3 separate regions of the Homo sapiens genome follow, and all the other regions are linked to region 1. A link is a contact called in ENCODE Hi-C or POLR2A ChIA-PET data. All regions are on one chromosome and are shown on one strand. The core of a region is the stretch at or near the end of the contact, and the rest is flanking DNA. Distances in the headings are between cores, read along the strand shown.

The links. Hi-C counts contacts between places; a loop is a spot of excess contacts on that map. ChIA-PET counts read pairs that join two places held with the same protein, here RNA polymerase II (POLR2A). Pooled maps may share reads with other maps.
Region 2: a pooled map shows a loop between it and region 1 (4-fold over the local background). The contact joins two enhancer-like sites. A Hi-C loop is called at or near these places in 1 of 168 maps with a recorded cell type or tissue (natural killer cell), 3 of 37 single-sample maps with no recorded cell type and 3 of 50 pooled maps.
Region 3: a pooled map of left cardiac atrium shows a loop between it and region 1 (2.1-fold over the local background). The contact joins the promoter of CACNB2 here to the enhancer-like site in region 1. A Hi-C loop is called at or near these places in 2 of 168 maps with a recorded cell type or tissue (esophagus muscularis mucosa and left cardiac atrium) and 10 of 50 pooled maps. POLR2A ChIA-PET finds 5 or more read pairs at or near these places in 4 of 52 experiments (AG04450, BJ, OCI-LY7 and 1 more).

What each region holds. Positions count from the first base shown.
Region 1 is chr10:17,853,198-17,855,791 of GRCh38, reverse strand. The region is part of intron 8 of MRC1 (mannose receptor C-type 1); the gene reads right to left. Among named protein-coding and RNA genes, the nearest start is that of MIR511, 9.4 kb to the right of the region's middle. Within about 2 kb of position 1,296, at least 2 of the 41 ENCODE cell types and tissues checked have a DNase peak (open chromatin) inside an H3K27ac peak, as active enhancers do; they include natural killer cell, where a contact is called at or near this core.
Region 2 is chr10:17,511,294-17,513,887 of GRCh38, reverse strand. No RefSeq gene overlaps it. Among named protein-coding and RNA genes, the nearest start is that of ST8SIA6, 58 kb to the right of the region's middle. Within about 2 kb of position 1,312, at least 11 of the 41 ENCODE cell types and tissues checked have a DNase peak (open chromatin) inside an H3K27ac peak, as active enhancers do; they include natural killer cell, where a contact is called at or near this core.
Region 3 is chr10:18,139,108-18,141,701 of GRCh38, reverse strand. CACNB2 (calcium voltage-gated channel auxiliary subunit beta 2) reads right to left here and starts at 1,278. Exons shown (of 14, transcript NM_201596.3): 1 at 846-1,278. The coding sequence starts at 965.

The DNA of each region.
Region 1 (2,594 bases), core at 47-2,546:
GAAAGGTAATTGACATGTTCATATGTAAACAGTAATTTTGACTCTAGCTACAAACATGTAAAAAGTGATTGGAGCCGCAATATGATTTTATATCTGAGATGTCCAAGCCATTGTTTAGAGGAATCCAGGGAGAAATTAAAAATGTCTGTAAGTCCTTGGATGACGGTGCTCGCAAGAGGTTTGCATGCAGCCTCTTTTTTTTTTTTTTTTTTTTTTTTTTGAGACGGAGTCTCGCTCTGTTGCCCAGGCTGGAGTGCAGTGGCTCTGATCTTGGCTCACTGCAAGCTCCACCTCCCAGGTTCACACCATTTTCCTGCCTCAGCCTCCTGAGTAGCTGGGACTACAGGCGCCTGCCACCACGCCCTGCTAATTTTTTATATTTTTAGTAGAGACGGGGTTTCACCGTGTTAGCCAGGATGGTCTCGATCTCCCGACCTCATGATCCGCCTGCCTCGGCCTCCCAAAGTGCTGGGATCACAGGCGTGAGCCACTGGGCCCGGCCGCATGCAGCGTCTTCATCAATCCCTGCAGTCAGCTCTGTCTTCAAATTAATCAAGTTCATATACGCCATCCAGAAAAATCTCCTGCACCCAACACACCAACTTGAAAGCATCATGAAACCACAGTCATCTTTTCTGCCTTCTTCCTATTTCTACTGATGAGTGCTCCCCTGGATCTGAGGCTCAACCTTCCACTTTATTTCAGATTCTATCCCCTCTCTTTTCCTTTGAGATTTCATGTTAAAAGGACCTCTCCTTTCCTTCCCTTCGCTGCTAAACATCTTGAAAAAAATGTTTTCTGGGCCAAGCGCGGCGGCTCACGCCTATAATCCCAGCACTTTGGGAGGCCAAGGCGGGTGGATCACCTGAGGTCAGGAGTTCAAGACTAGCCGGGCCAACATGGTGAAACCCTGTCTCTACTAATAATACAAAAAAGTTAGCTGGATGTGGTGGTGCACGCTTGTAATCTCAGCTACTCGGGAGGCTGAGGCAGGAGAATCGCTTGAACTCTCGAGGCAGAGGTTGCATTGAGCCAAGATTGTGCCATTGCACTCCAGCCTGGGCAGCAAGAGCAAAACTCTGTCTCAATAAATAAATAAATAAATAAAATGTTTTCTGTATTGTCTGTCTTTAACTCCTCATATCCTAGTTGGTCTCAGCCCAGTGCAATCTGACACGTAAGCCTTTAGCCAGAGTAACATTTATAAATTGCCACTTTGGTTTTACCCCTCCGAGACAACTCATGTTTCTTGAACCTCAGTTCCTACCCACCCTTCCGGCTCTGACTTCATGATTTCAACCACACTGACCTTTCACCTCCTCCAAGCATGCTGCTTTCTGGTTTCTTCTGTCTACTCTTTGGATAGTTAACACCTAATATGTTCTTAAACTTTCAATCCATCACAATAAAAACAACCACAATGACAAAAATAACAGCCACAGTGACAAAAATAAACAACCACAATGACAAAAATTATTGAACAATAAATATGGGCTGGGAACTGTGTACCACACATGCATTATTTAATACTCATATCCTGGGCCTGGCACAGTGGCTCACGCCTGTAACCTCAACACTTTGGGAGGCTGAGGCAGGCAGATCGCTTGAGCTTAGGAGTTCAAGACTAGCTTGGGCAACATGGCAAAACTCCATCTGTACCAAAAATACAAAAAATTAGCCAGGCGTGGTGGCACGCACCTTTAGTCACAGCTATTTGGGAGGCCTGAACCCAGGAGGTCAAGACTGCAATGAGCTGAGATTGCACCACTGCACTGCAGCCTGGGTGACAGAGCAAGACTCTGTCTTAAAAAACAAACAAACAAACAACAACAACAACAAAAAAAAAAACCTCATATCCACAGGTGAGCTAAGTACAGCTCTTATTCCCATTTTGCAAATAAAGGAGTCAGTCACACAGCAAAACTCAGCCTCTTAATCACTGTGTTTACCATCTATTAATAAAAGATAAATTTGATAACATTTTTCAATCACTGAGGTCATATTTCAATCATAAAAGCAATCATTTCATATGACAGCTCCATGTAAACTGAAAAAAATGAATGTAGCTCCCCAAGTACAGCTTCCAGACCTAATCCACCGTAGCTGTAAGTAGATCTGCATCTACTTGGTGTATATATATCTCTCACATATATACGGGGCTACAATCTCTTTTTACATATATATATATATACACACACACACACACACACACACACACATACATATATATCTCTTTTTACATCTCTTGTAATCATATATATGGCTTATAATAACTTTTTATATATACATGCATAATCATATATATGGCTTAATTGGTCAGATGAGAGCTTTGGTGGATATATATATACACCATTATAATATGGCACTATATATATGGCCATGTACATATATAGTGCCATAGAAACAATATGAGTATTCATTACAGGCGAATTTCATCCTTGACCCAAAAGTTTCTGTCCATTGCTTCAGTGATCCTCTTGAAAATTTGACTTTGCTAGACAGTTGAGAGGGATTCAAGAAATCAAATCTGAATTTTGGTTCACCTTTGATCCATGCCAATTTATGTAGAATAAAAACAATCTAAACAAACATAT
Region 2 (2,594 bases), core at 63-2,562, 340 kb after region 1:
TTGCAATGTAGCAATATAGGTGCTTCTTTATTGGCATCTGAACATAAGATTTAGTTATGTTAGTCTTGTGACTAGCAGAATTTCAAAGTAGTGAGTAGGTAGAAGTGATCTTCTGACATATCTGCAAATTGCTGTGATATGAAAATATATGTGATTTCAAGTGGTCATAAAACCACAGGTATTGCTAATACTGTTACAGTTTGTTACCAATATTTATAAGTGAAGAAAATGCTAGATTTCAGTGAACAGATAGTGAAAATAAAGATGTCATTTCCCCCTGATGCAAGTTTTATGATTGCCATATTAAAAACCATTGTTTTGGGTCGGGTGCAGTGGCTCATGCCTGTAATCCCAGCACTTTGGGAGGCCGAGGTGGGAGGATCACTTGAGGTCAGAAGATTGAGACCAGCCTGGCCAACATGATGTAAACCCCGTCTCTGCTAAAAATGCAAAAATTAGCCAAGTGTGGTGGGTCATGCCTGTAATCCCAGCTACTTGGGAGGCTGAGGCAGGAGAAAGGCTTGAACCCAGGAGGCAAAGGTTACATCAGTGAGCCAAGATTGTGCCACTGCACTCTAACCTGCTGAGCAACAGAGCAAGACTCTATCTCAAAAAAAAAAAAAAACCCCACAAAAAACAAACAAACAAAAAAACCTAAACCATTGTTTTAAAAGTTTCTAGACACTTCTCACTCAGATGGAGACCAAAAATCACCTTTGACAGTGACTTTTATTTTTCATTCTTGGAAGGATCACTTGTGTGGCCTCTGTCTACCCAGACACGGAGGTGCCTAACTGCTCTGTGGAGTGGATCATGCAATACTATTTGTTGTTTGACAAAGTCTCTGCTCTATAATCTTTAAAGTATTGGGTTTGGGGAAGTAGACAGGAGGGACATTCTTACACAGGGCTCCGGGAACCTCCAAGGAAACAGAGACCTCAATCTCTTCCCTTTGGAATTTAAGGGAGCTGTGGTTACAAGTACCGGCTCTGGAGTCCGCCTTCCTAGGTTCAAATCCTCCCGCCAGTTACAAGCTATGCTACCTAATCTCTTGATAGCTCCATTCCTTCATCAGAAAAATGTGGCAAAAGTTGAAAGGATTCCTATGAGAATTAAATGAACAAAGTACTTAGAACAGGCTTTTAAGTATTAATGTCATTACTGTTTCTGTTATTGAAGAACTGCTTTGAGAACTGAGGTGGTGCTGACTAATGTCTGAGGCTGGCTTGCATGGATACCAGGAATTTCCAAGACAGAACTCATATCAGGAAGGGATTGTCTGGGCTTGTGGCCAGGATCAACATAGGACCTTGCTTGTTGGTTTCAGGGCAACCTTTGGATGAGGCTGGAAATTGCTCCTGCTTCTGCTAGTCTGCATGGGCTTAGGGCACTGAGTAGGTGAATGCAAATAAAAGAACTATAGTCATAAGGGCCCTGCTGTGAAGTACCACAGAGAGAGGGATCTTTCTCCTTTTAAGAAACTTCACGGTCTGAGCAGTAGGATCATTGGAAACCAGAGTAGACAATGACACAGGGTCTTCAAGAAACTATCTGGCAGCAGCATTAAACAATGAAAATGAAAGTCAGGACTGATCAGATTCACAGTTTTCTCTCCTCTTGGAAAAACTTCCAGAATTCTTGGGGGCAATTCTGGGCAAGTGAGCACTTAAGTAATAAAATTAAAGATGTGTAATAAGCTTGTTTGTGTCTGAATGTGGCAAGATAGTCATGCTATTAAAAATATTCTTTAGATGGATATTATAATTATTTTAATTCTGTGAGTATATGTAGCCTTGGAAGTGGCACTAGGATTGGGGAATAAAGGAGAAAACCAATCTAGAATTTAAAAATATACTTGAGACTTGTTTTACAAGTAATTTGTATTAGCCCTTGTTTTAAAATATCACAAACCTTGGCTGGGTACAGTGGCTCACACCTGTAATCCCAGCACTTTGGGAGGCCAAAATGGGAGGATTGCTTGAGCCCAGGACTTCGAGACAAGCCTGGGCAACATAGTGAGACCACATCTCTTAAAAAAAAAAAAATTAGCCTGACGTGATGGTGCGTGCCTGTTGCCCCAGTTACTCAGGAGGCTGAAGTGGGAGGATTGCTTGAGCCCAGGAGGTTGAGGCTGCATGAGTTGTGATGGCACCACTACATTCCTGCCTGGGTGAGAGAGTGAGACCCTGTCTCAAAAATAAAAATAAGATAAAATAAATGCAAATCATTTTTTAGTTTTCTGCAGTAGTATTGATAATTCAAAGTTAATTCAACTTTTCCCCCTACAACTTCCAGAAACAGATGCAGAAATTCAAACCATAACAAATACTTTCTGAAGTGACAATGAGTCATATCAGAAGTGTGATGATCACGCAGATGGGCTGATATAACTCATGATCACCCATCCGGACTGTGGACGTTCTTGTTTTTCAAACGTATTTGAATGCGTTTGATAAAAGCTGTAAATTTCTGGCTAGTCTGTAAATTGCAAGCATTCTCTTTGGGGCTTACATGTCTACTTCCCTTAGCTGGGATCAGCGACTTCTCTTGGGCCTTTCCTCCAGCAGGCTGGGTCCCCTCTCTGTACAGAAGTT
Region 3 (2,594 bases), core at 29-2,528, 290 kb before region 1:
TACCTGCTGAAGCCTTACGTAAAAACGTAAAAACCACCTTGTCATTGCCCAGCGCCTACAACTGACATCTCCAATTTCACAACAACCTGCAGCGAAGCTGACTTTTTCCAGAAACCGCAAACACTCAACGGAGAGAAAGGGGATCCTGGAGATCCCTGAAATGGCTAACATTTCAGGGGAGACGGAAAAATAAAAACTTTCTTGTCCCCAGCTCACTCGCTTCTTAAGGGAAAGGCATGAGGTGGGACAGGCAAACCTTGGCAAGTGCCCGAGGGGACTGGAGAGCTGTCAGCCCCAGGTGCGCAGCGTGGTCCGGGCAGCTCTGGGGGGATCCGGCAGGGCACCCCCATATTCGCTCCCCTCCTGCCCACCTGCACCCCATCATCCTCACACCCACGCCCACCCCGGCTCGGAGCGTGGCCAGGAGAGTCGGCATCGTAGAAAGCGCTGCGGGAAGCGGGCCCCCTCCCGCCCACCCGGACTCACGATCTTCAGCAGGTCCAGTCCACTCCCCTGATTCATGTCTCTCCATGTGCCTCTCCCGGGAAGGGGCGAGGAGGGCCAGCTGGAGCAACCCGGGAGAAGTCTGGGAGGACTGGCAGGTCTCCCCCGCCCTTCCCCACTGGCTTTTCGGAAGCAGAGAAAAATGGAAGCCGAGGCAGAGCCAGGAAAAGGCGCAAAGGGGCAGGGTCCCCGGCGCCAGGAGAGGAGCAGAGGGTGGGCAGGCGACGAGGGGAGGAGGTGCGAGGCTAGAGATCCCTGCAGTGGAGGCGCCGGGAGAACCCGAGGTCGGTGCCCTGCCCGGCGGCTCACAAAGGAAGGAGAAGGCGCCGCGCTCTCGCTACCTGTGCGGCGGCTCCGAGCGCCCCCGCGGGAGCCACGTTCTCTAGCAGTTCCATCTGGATCTCCTGCGCCACCGCCGCCGCCGCTGTGGGAGGCGACTTGGACATGTCCCTTTGGACCATTGGCGAAAAGTCGGCTCGGAGCGAAGCAGCCAGCCCCCGGCGGCGGGTCCCCTCCTCCTCGCCCCCGCCTCCCCGCGCTCTGATCGGCTCTGGGGGCCGCCCAGGGCTCAGGCCCGGCCGTTCTCGGCGCAGCGCCCCGCAGCGCCCCGGGACTCGGCGCCCTGCTGCCAGGCGCTCAGTGCGCGGGACGGGGCCGGGGCATCGGGCGAAGCGAGCCGCTCGGGAGGCGGGACGCGGGGGCGCGGCTGCGGTGCCTGGGAGAGGGGAGCCCTCAGCGGGGCAGCCGGGGCCGGGAGAGCGGGCGCAGCGCGGCGGGGATCGGAGCCGCGGGCGCCGGGAAAGGTCCTCGCCAGGAGGGGAGGGAACTCCGGGAGCGCGAGCCAGGGGGAGGCGCGTCGGAAAGCGAGAGTGACAAGCAGCCTACAAGCCGAAAAGTTCCTCGCGGGAGGCGCGCGCCGCGTGGGCTCCGACTCAGCCGCTGCGCGTCGCCGTGGCACACAGGCTGAAAAGTTTGCGAAGCCACAGAAGCCAGGCCCGGCGCTCAGGGGGCCTTGATCCTGTTCCCATGGCCCCAGACCACCCCTCAGGAACCCTTAGAGCAGATCTCTTAACTTTGGAGGGGAAGGACGACGGAGGCTGGGTTCCTACACTGAAAGTTTTAAATTTGTAAAGCCTGCTGGCAGCCCGGGAGAGCAAATGTCTGCAAAGAACATCTTCTGGGCAGCTGAAAGCCCTTGCTAATGTCAGTAATAAGGATCCAGAGAAAGAAATGGCATTGATAAAGATCATCAGGTGATCCCACCTGAATCTGCAGCTGGCCTCGTCAACTAGGTGGGAATCCACCCAACCTGAGACCGAATGTTTTGCTTTATGACTGCTGTCTTCATCTTTGCCAAATTAAATTAGCACTTCTTTCCAAACATAATTGAAGTTTGTTGTTGTTGTTGCTTGTTGTTGTTTTAGACGGAGTCTCACTCTGTCGCCCAGGCTGGAGTGCAATGGCGCGATCTCAGCTCACTGCAACCTCCGCCTCCTGGGTTCAAGCGATTCTCTAGCCTCAGCCTCACGAATAGCTGGGATTACAGCCACAGGCCACCAAGCCCAGATAATTTTTGTGTTTTTAGTGCAGACGGGGTTTCACCATGTTGCCCGGGCTGGTCTTGAACTCCTGACCTCAAGTAATCCACCGGCCTCGGCCTCCCAAAGTGCTGGGATCACAGGGGTGGGACACCACGCCAGGCCAGGGTTGAGGTTTTTCTATAGGGGTGAAAAGTCTTAGTGTCACATTTTTGACAAAACAAGCACTTCCTTAAGATCCAGAATTCTTGATAACAGGATAGTGACTATGGTGAGGGTGTTTCACTTACAACATTCCGTTCAGATAGTCCCAAGGAGCCACATTTTTACATGATTGAGTGCAACTTATTTCAACAAATTTTACTACAGTGGAAACTTCTGTAATGAGTTTTCCAGGCATTTTTTTTTTTTTTTTTTTGAGACAGAATTTCACTCTTGTCACCCAGGCAGGAATACAGTGGCACGATCTTGGCTCACTGCAACCTTCGCCTCCTGGGTTCAATCCATTCTCCTGCCTCAGCCTCCCGAGTAGCTGGGATTACAGGTGCACGC